2 separate regions of the Homo sapiens genome follow, and region 2 is linked to region 1. A link is a contact called in ENCODE Hi-C data. All regions are on one chromosome and are shown on one strand. The core of a region is the stretch at or near the end of the contact, and the rest is flanking DNA. Distances in the headings are between cores, read along the strand shown.

Region 1 (4,560 bases), core at 1,022-3,521:
CACAGTCTTCTGGCTTTCACTGGGTTTTTCCAGGGCTCTGCAGCTGCCCATCTGCCCAGAGCAGGGCTGGGGAAGTACCTATTTGCCCTGCCCAGCTGCCTTCAGGGCCTTTTGCTCCCACCAGGCAGTCAGGTTTCTCCTGTTCTTTCCCTCTCCACCATCAAAACTGGACCTTGGGAATGAAGCCTGTCCTAAGGAAATGATTTCTGAGGTGGCTTCATGTAAGCTCCAGGTGACGCATTTTAACACAGGCCTGAAATTTTGAAGCACAGGAAGGAGGCTCTGGATATCAGACATGTCAGGAAGCCTCGGAGGAGGGGCTGAGGGCAGCATCATCCTGTCCCTCCATTGAGTGTCATCCTTACCACGAGGTAGGCGCAGGTGGCTGAAGGAGGCCAGCGTCTCCATGTCATGGAGTAGAGGTGTGCTGAGGAATATGAACAACTGGCTCTCCAGTAGGGAAAAACAAAAAGAGAAAAAAGCCCTGGTGATTGGAATCGTGTAAACACAGCCACATGGCCATTTTCAAACTCCCAATGTGAGATCACTGACGTGGAGTTGAGATGTACAAACTGGCCCCAGCACAGCACAGGTAGGACGGTGAGGGATGCTTTTTAAAATGGAAAAGCATTAAGCCAGGACTACAGGTGGACCAGAGTCACATTACATACTCACACCTCAGCTCTAAGGATTTGGGGTCAGGCTAGTTTAACCACATTCATATATGACTGGCTCTTTCTTTCTGTGCTTTTATTATTTGGGGGTAAAAACAAATAAATCCCCCAATTTAATGGGCAGCCACTATGGACGAGGCACAAAAGTCCTGTAGAATGAATATCACTGTTTCCCTTTCTTATGGCAGAGCTGAGTGTCAGAGGTTAAGGGACTTTGTTACACAATCAGATATACTCACCTGAATGCCAGAGTCCCTTGCCTAAGCTACTTGTATGATGATGGTTCACCCCAGTCAATCAAACCAAGGTAAACCAATTGGTACTTATGGCCAGGGTAAAGAGATAGATTATTTTTACTTTTGCTCATGCAACTAAGAAAGTACGAGAAGCAGTGGCTTCAGACACAGCTCGAGTCAAGGTCTCGGCCTGTGTCGTGAGGACTGTTTCCTGCCATTGCTCCATCTATTGAAATCCTCAGCGTTGACTCCATCATTCATTAATTGGCCAGATCAATCCTCTTGAAGATAAGATGACTGCTGGCCACTCTGGGCTCATTGCTGATGGTGGCAGCCCCAGGAGAAAAAAATTTCTCATTTCCTCCAAATTCAGAGAAAGTCCTGGGCTACTTTGCACTGGCATTGCCCTTCTCCCATCCCTTGACCAATCTCTGTGGCTGGCAGGGTTGAATTCCCCAAGCCATCCACTAATGGGCCAAGGCTACCTGCCCATCCTGGAGCTGGGGCTGGAATCGGCCCTTCCCCAGCCGCAGGGGTGAGTGGGGAAGGAAGCCTGCATTCCTGGAGGGAAAACAGGCGCCAGGACCAGAGTAGAGGGCCAGGTGTGGCGCCGGCCGAACAACAGGGACCCAGCATTGCTGTGTCTACAGCCTGCAGGGTTCAAAGTCCACTGCCTTTGCCACTAGGCTGTGGCTCCATATCTCTGCTCCTCCGCAGCAGAGTATGGGCTGGCTTTGCATATAGCAGAGGCCTCATGCATGTTTGTGAAGGAAAACATGAGAAACAGGGACCTGAGAGCCTCCCCGTAGCCCTGCCTACTCCTATCCACAAAGAATTGTTGGACGGAGAGGGAATTCCTGCCACCTTCCTTTCCTGGCTCAGGAGCAAGTTCTAACACACAGAGGGAGGCTGTGAGGTGGGCAGAAAACAACCTGAGAGGTTGATGTGTAAGGAGCAGATTGCATTCTGATGCCTGCCTGGGAGAAGGCCTCAGCACAGCTTAGCTTCCTCTAAATGCCCCTTGAGGCCTCTTGACCCTAACAGTGTTGATAGGCCTGACTTTTGCCCAAAGTAGCCCTTTGGGGGTTCCTGATTTTCTCACAGGAGCTTTGAGGGTTGGAGAACTTACTGAAACTCTCAGTTTCCAGGAGGCTCAGCCTGCAGAAGGGCTTGTATACAGAGATGTCTTAATTCTTGCCTTGGGTCATGGCTGTGGGACAGCATGATCAGACTGACTTCTGGGAGTCCTGGGGCCAGAAGGAAGTGCTCCAAACTCCTAGCGGCTGGTTTTGAACTACCTCTGCTTGGCCAGCAGATGTTGGGTAGGGAAGGAAGTGGGTTTCCTGGCTTGTTTCTGACAGAAAGAAGCAGGTTCTGCTTTGAGGAGACAAACAGCAGTCTCACTTCCTAGGTTCCCGTGACCTCTGACCTCAGCCTACCTTCTACACCACACTGACCTGATGAGGCTGTATCCTGGCCTCAGGGGATAAAATTGTCCCCTGAGAGAAGCTTGGAGCCAGAGACAACTTTGCAGACTGCCTGTTCCAAATACATTTGTGTCTCATCTGAGGAACTCAGAGAGTGGAAAGTGATCAGGAGGTCACAGGGCCCGATGGTCACAGGCCAGGACAGAAGCCAGGGTCCGTGAGCCTTCCGAAGCTCCTCATCTACCCCGGGGCTTCCTCCAGCCCCTATAAATCCTTCTGTCCCAGAGGCTGGAGAAGCCTGGCAGGTAGAGGCTCTGGGCATCTCATCACTAAAGGGGACTCAGGTTTGCATTTTGTGTCTGTGTGTCGGCCCCTCCCCATTCAAATCAAAGTTCTAGGCAGCCCGCTCTGGAAAAAAGCATTTAGACTATATACATCCTGCCCCTTTATGATTAAGCTTTTATAAGAAACTTCACAAGAGGAAAATGAAAGATAATTAAGGCTGTGAGGCACCTGGAGAGCTTCAGAGGGTCAGGGCTTTTGTACGGACAAATTATTAAGAAATAAAACCATTACATTGAGGATGAAGATCTGTCATCAAGGAGTGTTTAAAACATTCTCCTCATACAAAACCCCTCTAATTAAGGCCTTTTGATGGACCGTTTGGAAAGTTTCCCTGGGTGTGGGTTATAGCAGGATACATTTGATGTCCACTGAGTTCCGGGTACATGGCGGCAGACGGAGTCTCAAAGGGCTTCCGTGGCCAGGATCCCCTGGCGGCCCCCGTGCGTATCAGACCTCACTGGGTGAGCCTGCTCACCGGCCTCATCACAGATCCTGGAACATAGGCATCCTTATCCTCCAAAACCTTTCTTTTAACAGCTTTATTGACACATGAGTCACACACCATACAATTCACCCATTAAAGTATACAATTCCATGGTTTTTTGTATGTTCTCAGACATGGGCAAGGCTTACCACTGCCAATTTTAGAATATTTTGATCACCTTGAAAAGAAACCCCATGCCCTTTAGCTATCACCCCCTCCCAGCCCACTTCCAGCACTAGGCAACCGCGAAAGCCCTAATCTACATTTTTTTTTTTGTCTCTATCTCATTCCCTTTGAAAGATGAGGAATGAGGCTCAGAAAGGCTACATGACTTGTTCAAGTTCATCTAGCTGGGATTTCCAATCCTGTTCTCTCTGACTCCAGAACTACGTTCTTTTAACTAGACAAAAGTGGCTCTCCCAAGTCTATACTGAAGAATGTTCTTTAGGGCTCGGCAGAGTAGCTCACACTCGGCACTTTTGGAGGCCGAGGCAGGTGGATCACTTGAGTCCAGGAGTTCGAGACTAGCCTGGGCAACATAGAAAAAGCCGGTCTCCATAAAAAATTAGTCAAGCATGGTGGCATATACCTGTAGTCTCAGCTAGTCAGGAGGCTGAGGTGGTAGGATCAATGGAGCCTGGGAGGTGGAGGTTCAGTAAGCTGAGATTGTACCACTGCACTTCAGAGCCCAGGGGAGAGTGAGACCCCATCTCAAAACAAACAAAAAAGAATGTTTTCTAGTGGAGGATATTGTGAAGAATAAAAAAGGGAAGACATAAACATGCAATAAGTTCTCTTCTCTAATGAGTTTTGTAAGGAGATTCCTCCTGATTAGACACTTGCCAGTGGCATCATATGCCATGAGATTCAAGCTCCTGGGATGGCATTTGTGGCTCTCAGGGCAGCCCAGTCTCCGTACCCAGTTCTTAGGACCCTGGGACCTCTCCCCAGCAGCTGAGCTTGTATCTCACAGTCCCAGGTGCTCCAGGCCCACTGCCCACCCAGGGTCTTTTTAAGGCGGCTTCTTCCATCTGTGATGCCCTGTCCTTCCTCAGCTCTTCCCAGACCTCCTTATACAGCTTCTCTCTGAACTGTCCTAGTCAATCATTCATTCAGCACACTACTGCATTCACCACCTAGGAAGTGCGCTGTTTGGTAGACAAGTTACACAACTGCTTCTGAAAGCGTTTGAGTCAGCACATTCACTATTGGTCATACACAGCCCTGCACAATCTTTAGTGTTCTATGCCTAGACATCTAGTTTGTGTCTTACAATTTTGTACCTTCTCCCTAGTGCTTAAAAGAGTGTAAACTCCTGTGTAGATATGCAATACATTCCCATATATATGTGTTCCATAAAGATAAGTGACATTAAAAACTGTATCACCATGCCA
Region 2 (5,101 bases), core at 1,213-3,712, 41 kb before region 1:
GGTGGGCGCCTGTAGTCCCAGCTACTCGAGAGGCTGAGGCACAAGAATCACTTGAATCCGGGAGGCGAAGGTTGCAATGAGCCGAGATCGCACCATTGCACTCCAGCCTGGGTGACAGAGGGAGACTCTGTTTCAAAACAACAACAACAACAAACAAGCTCACCCACCTTCGCTTGCCCTCCCTGCTGAAAACAGTCATGCCTGTCACCCTGTAACTTGTCCCTATTTCGAGCACAAACTCTTTCTCTACAAAAAAGCTTAAGAGTTTGTTCTCTTGTGTTCCTTTCACTTGTTCACTCAGTTTCCCAGAGACATCTTCTGCCATGCACCACGGTTAAGTTTATTTGTATGCATCTTGACACAGTATTTAAACCTCCACCAAATGTACCCTGGACTCATCATGGATATTTTCCAGCTTAAGCCTTCTGTGGGAACATCACTCCCTAAAACCCAGACCAGACATGGAAAAGTAGCACTCCCAGCTCTCCCTGGATCTGTTCTGATCCCTCAGGGGTCTCAGCTTCCACCAACCAGACATCAGGCAGTGGGAAATGAATGCAAGATCCTGACAGAGATACCCGGAAGTAAACTGCATGTGGTTTGAATCCTGTGTTAAAGGAAGATTGTGTCTCCACACTGGGCTGGATGATATCTTGATAGAGTTTCTGTCAAAACAGAAGCTCTCCTTGGAGCCTTTAAAAATAATTCAAAACTTTGGGAGGCTGAGGCAGGTGGATCACGAGGTCAGGAGTTCGAGACCAGCCTGACCAACGTGGTGAAACCCAGTCCTTACTAAAAATACAAAAATTAGCCAAGCATGGTGGCGGGCGCCTGTAATCCCAGCTACTCAGGAGGCTGAGGCGGGAGAATCACTTGAACCTGGGAGGCAGAGGTTGCGGTGAGCCGAGTTCGTGCCACTGCACTTCAGCCTGGGCAACAGAGCAAAATTCCGTCTCAAAAAAAAAAAAAAAAAAAAAAATTCAAACTGGTTTTCACATCAGGATCAAAACAGGCAAGCGATTCCATTATGAGGTTCTTCCCAGACTTGTAGCACTCGCTCTGGATAGCCAAGACTCCTGGGGCCAGGTCAGGGTGTCCCCACACTCTGTCTGCTTCTGGGAAGCCTGCCCCACCCCTCACCTGATAAGGTGATTGGATTATCTCTTTGAAATTGGGCAACAACAGGGAGAAAACACTGGACATTTCTTGGACTTGCTTTGCTATTACTCATGTCAAAAGAATGGCACGCCAGCCGCTATGCCGGGCTGAGCACCAGCTCTCCAGGCCTCTGCCTGGGACAGGAGTGCAGGCTGGGAATGCCGCCAGACGCTCAAGTTAGCCACAGCTGCCCACAGAGCTGCCACTGTTGCCACTAAGGGCTGGGTCTGGGGTCAGAGCAGTCCCTCCACCAATGCTGAGGTCACTAGCTGAAGGCCTGAGGGAGGCCGAGCTTGGCTGGGTCTGGGGTTCTGGAAGACGAGGTCCTAAGAGATGAAGCTGAGGATGGGAAAAGCCAGAGAGGGCAGAGGGGGAGGGAAGATGGGAGCAGGGAGGGAGCCAGAGAAAGGAACCTGGGCAGAAATGGCCCGACAGAAGCCGCTGTGCCTGGGGCTCTCAGCCCACCCACCTTGGTATAGAGTTCAGTCCCCTTTCTATGTTGTGGCTGGGAACAGAGTGGCAGGAACACACATCTCTTACGGGTTCAGTGGAACTCTTTAGAAGAAGGCCTAGCAAAAGTGGTATCATGTGTGGCAGATGGGGTTCTGTGGAGCAGAGAGCTGGGCAACCACTTTGTCCTAAGTGCCCACTTGGATGACAGGCCCCTAATGAATACACATGGCCCCGGCCCACCTGGAAGAGAAGAGCACAGCTCCTGGCATGAGGCCTTCTCAATCCCACACGGACAACACAAGGACCTCAGAGCGGCCCTCGATGGCCCCCTGGCCCCCTTGCCCCACGGAGTCTCCAGAGCAGGGCTGAGCTCCGCACAGACAGCCCCTTACGGGACTGCCTCCCACAGGACCCCCAGATTCAGGTTAGGTGTCCGGCGGCAAAGAATGCAAGGGCACCTATGGGTTTTGTTCACCATTGGAGTCTCAGCACCAGAAGGCCTTCCATTCACATGTGTTAAATGAACTTGAGACAGTGAATGAATGAATGGAACTGTGTAAATGACCATGTGTGGTGGCTCCTGTGGCTTCAGGGCTGCTGGGAGTGATCTCTGTCAGCTCAGCTGCCTGACATCCCAACATCAGCAACTTGTTTATTTAGTTAGCCTTTCTCCAGTAGCCTTCTTTCAAAAAGCAGCTCTTAAAATTGGACTTCATGAATTCACTAACAACTTGTCATGGATTAGTCTATTCCATTGCTTTCCTTTAGCAATTTCCTCCAGCAGTTTCACTTCCTGCAAGAGCAAAGTTCCTGCCCAGCACAGGGCTTCAGACTCAGCATCGATGCCTGCCTTCCACCGGCACCCTGAGCCACAGCACCCTGTCCATTCCTCCTGGACTCCCCTCCTGCCCTCTGCATTGAAGAAAGTCCTGACCTCATTCTGGGACCCTACAGAAGACCCTGGCATTCTCCACCCTGGCCACACTTGGAATTTCCTGGGGGAGCTTTGTAAAAAATGCAGCTGCCCTGGCCTCACTGTAGAACTTGGAGCCAATCATGAGAGCAGGGTCCAAGCAGGAGGCTCTCGGGAACCTCCCCTGTGACTCTGAGGCACAGCCCTGCTGGGCAACAGCTCAGTGAGCCTCTCCTGGCCCCCAGCTCTGTGCCCCCAGCCCAGTCCCTATAGACGTCCACATCCCTGGCATCACCTCCCCCAGTTCAAGATGGAGCTCACGTCCCTCCTGTGATTCTAAAGCCCTTCCCAGGCAGGTCCAGGTGTCTACCCCGGCCTTCCATCTGACTGCTCCCTGAGTGAGCCTGGAGGCCACAGGACGCCTCTTCCCACCCCATCCCCAGCAGCCGTGTGGCCCCTGCTTCCACACATAGGCATCACTCCTCCGTCTTGGGGATTATTGGTCTCAATCCCTTTTCAAATCCCTGCCCTGCTGCTACCCTATCTGGGCCTCCAGTTCCTTCTGTCAAAAATGCACTAATTGCTGCCCTCACCTGGTTTTGCAGCTGTGAGCACTGACCGAGTTAACATGTCCAAGTGCTTAGAGCAGGATCTGGCTGGCACTCAGCAAGTGCACCCTCAACACCAGTGATCGCTGGTATTATCGTAACGAGTATTTCATTTATTGCCCTGGACCCCCACTGAAAATAGGACACTTGCCAAAGGAGCTGTGTTTCCACCTCTGGCCCCTGGGAAGACAGAGGGCCCAAGCCTGGATTATCAGAACAGGGCAAGCCCCAGACACCGAGGAAGCTTTGAGGTTGGGCCAGTTATCCAAGCCTGGCTCGTCAGAGCCAAGGAGACTCATGTCTGGGTTGATCTGTAGGGAAACGCCCTCTCCTTACACAGGGAAGACAGAATGTGAGTTTGCTGGAGGCCCCACAGGACTGAGTCTGTCAGAGCACATATGAGAGAGAGCCAGGGCCTTGGTGGCAACATCTGGCCATGTGGATCCAGTTGTACCTGAGCTTTCAGTTTTGTAAGTCAACGCCCCTATGAACTTGACTGAACTTGAGTCATATTTCCATCTCGTGCATCCCTAAGGTCCCTGACTGATACGGAACCCAACCTCCCTTCAGCCCCGCCAGTGTATGGGGTGGTATCACACAGCTGCATTTGCACTGAAACGTCCTGGAGAGACCAGGGAAGTCCACGAAAGAAGAAGGGTTGCCCCAGGCTCGGGTACAGTGCCTCTAGTAGACTTACCCATAAATGCAATCTGGGTGGACTACAGCTGAGTCAGCCATGGGGGTTGGTCCCTCTGCCCTGCCACTGGGACTCCCCCACCTAGGAGCTTTGAAGAAGCAGGGCAGGGTGCTTGGCCACATGAGCTGTCACACGCCCACCAGCAATCTGGGAACTGGTACCCTGGCTGGGGTCAGGGAGCAAAGTGGACCCTCAGCCAGACCCAAAGCAGAGGCAGCAAGAGACCCCTCATGCTCCAAGGGGCTGCCCCTTCCCAGTGGGACTCAAGGTGCTCTTCTCACGGAGGCTTTCCAGCCTTCACAAATGCCTTGTGTCATTTGTTACTAGAGGCTGAGCTCAGGGTAACCAGCTATCAATTGCTTCCCAGGCTCCACGCACTTTCTTACCATTAGCTAAGCCCATTGCATTCAAACAGTTGAGTAACTCCCACCCAACATCATTCTAGCCACAAACTCGCAGCAGTTACCCTGAGAGAGCATGGCCACACTTCCTGCCTGCTAGGGCTAAAAATGGACACAGCACGCCGAGCCTGGCTGCTCCAATTTCCAAGATGCCAAGCCACTAAAGAAAGCATAACCTCCATAAAGCATTTACAAATTACTACTACACTGAAAAGGAAAAAAAAAAAATCCACTGCTAAGTAAAATAACCACGATTGATGTCACTGATTTCTACCCAGCACTGCCCATTCATTCAGGATGTGTATTTTGACATAACCAATAATAAATCATTTGTAAACAAAAGCATGCTGCACATAAGATGTTTCCACACGCTACTGCCTTCTCAAGCATCTCCTGGAAGTAATTTGCCAGGCGGAAACCACACCCAGAGGACTAGGGCCAAGCAGACAAAAGATGGATGCACAGTAATGAAGTCATAGCTTCTCACCTTCAGATCCTGCTAAAGGTTGGAGTGCACTTCTGTCTAAACAGATGAATAACCCGGGCTTTCTTCTTATGGATGCAGATGAGGGACCTCCATTTCCTGAGGCCCAGCACCATAAGCCGTGTTGCAGGCACAGGAAGGAGGGATAAGGGGTCAGTCCACTAGAGGCAGCACAGAACAGAACAGGAAGAAGGCAGCCCACGGGTGGCAGGAGCAGGCAGCGTGCCCCTGGGCAAGTCTCCCTTTCCTCATCTGCAGCTGGCCTCCAGCTCTGGCTCTAAATAAGGAGATGGAATTGTTCGCCAAACTTCTCAAATTGTTAACATCTAAAGCGCAAGGGTAGAATTTAACTTTGGTTTTTGGTGAACTGAAAGACTTGGACAAAAA

Evidence for each region. Hi-C counts contacts between places; a loop is a spot of excess contacts on that map. Pooled maps may share reads with other maps.
Region 2: a loop to region 1 is called in a pooled map, with 6 times the contacts of the local background. The contact joins two enhancer-like sites. A Hi-C loop is called at or near these places in 1 of 168 maps with a recorded cell type or tissue (endothelial cell of hepatic sinusoid) and 1 of 50 pooled maps.

Annotation. Positions count from the first base shown.
Region 1 is chr10:127,878,447-127,883,006 of GRCh38, reverse strand. The region is part of intron 2 of CLRN3 (clarin 3); the gene reads left to right. Among named protein-coding and RNA genes, the nearest start is that of CLRN3, 12 kb to the left of the region's middle. Within about 2 kb of position 2,271, at least 12 of the 41 ENCODE cell types and tissues checked have a DNase peak (open chromatin) inside an H3K27ac peak, as active enhancers do.
Region 2 is chr10:127,919,277-127,924,377 of GRCh38, reverse strand. The region is part of intron 1 of PTPRE (protein tyrosine phosphatase receptor type E); the gene reads right to left. Among named protein-coding and RNA genes, the nearest start is that of PTPRE-AS1, 12 kb to the left of the region's middle. Within about 2 kb of position 2,462, at least 10 of the 41 ENCODE cell types and tissues checked have a DNase peak (open chromatin) inside an H3K27ac peak, as active enhancers do.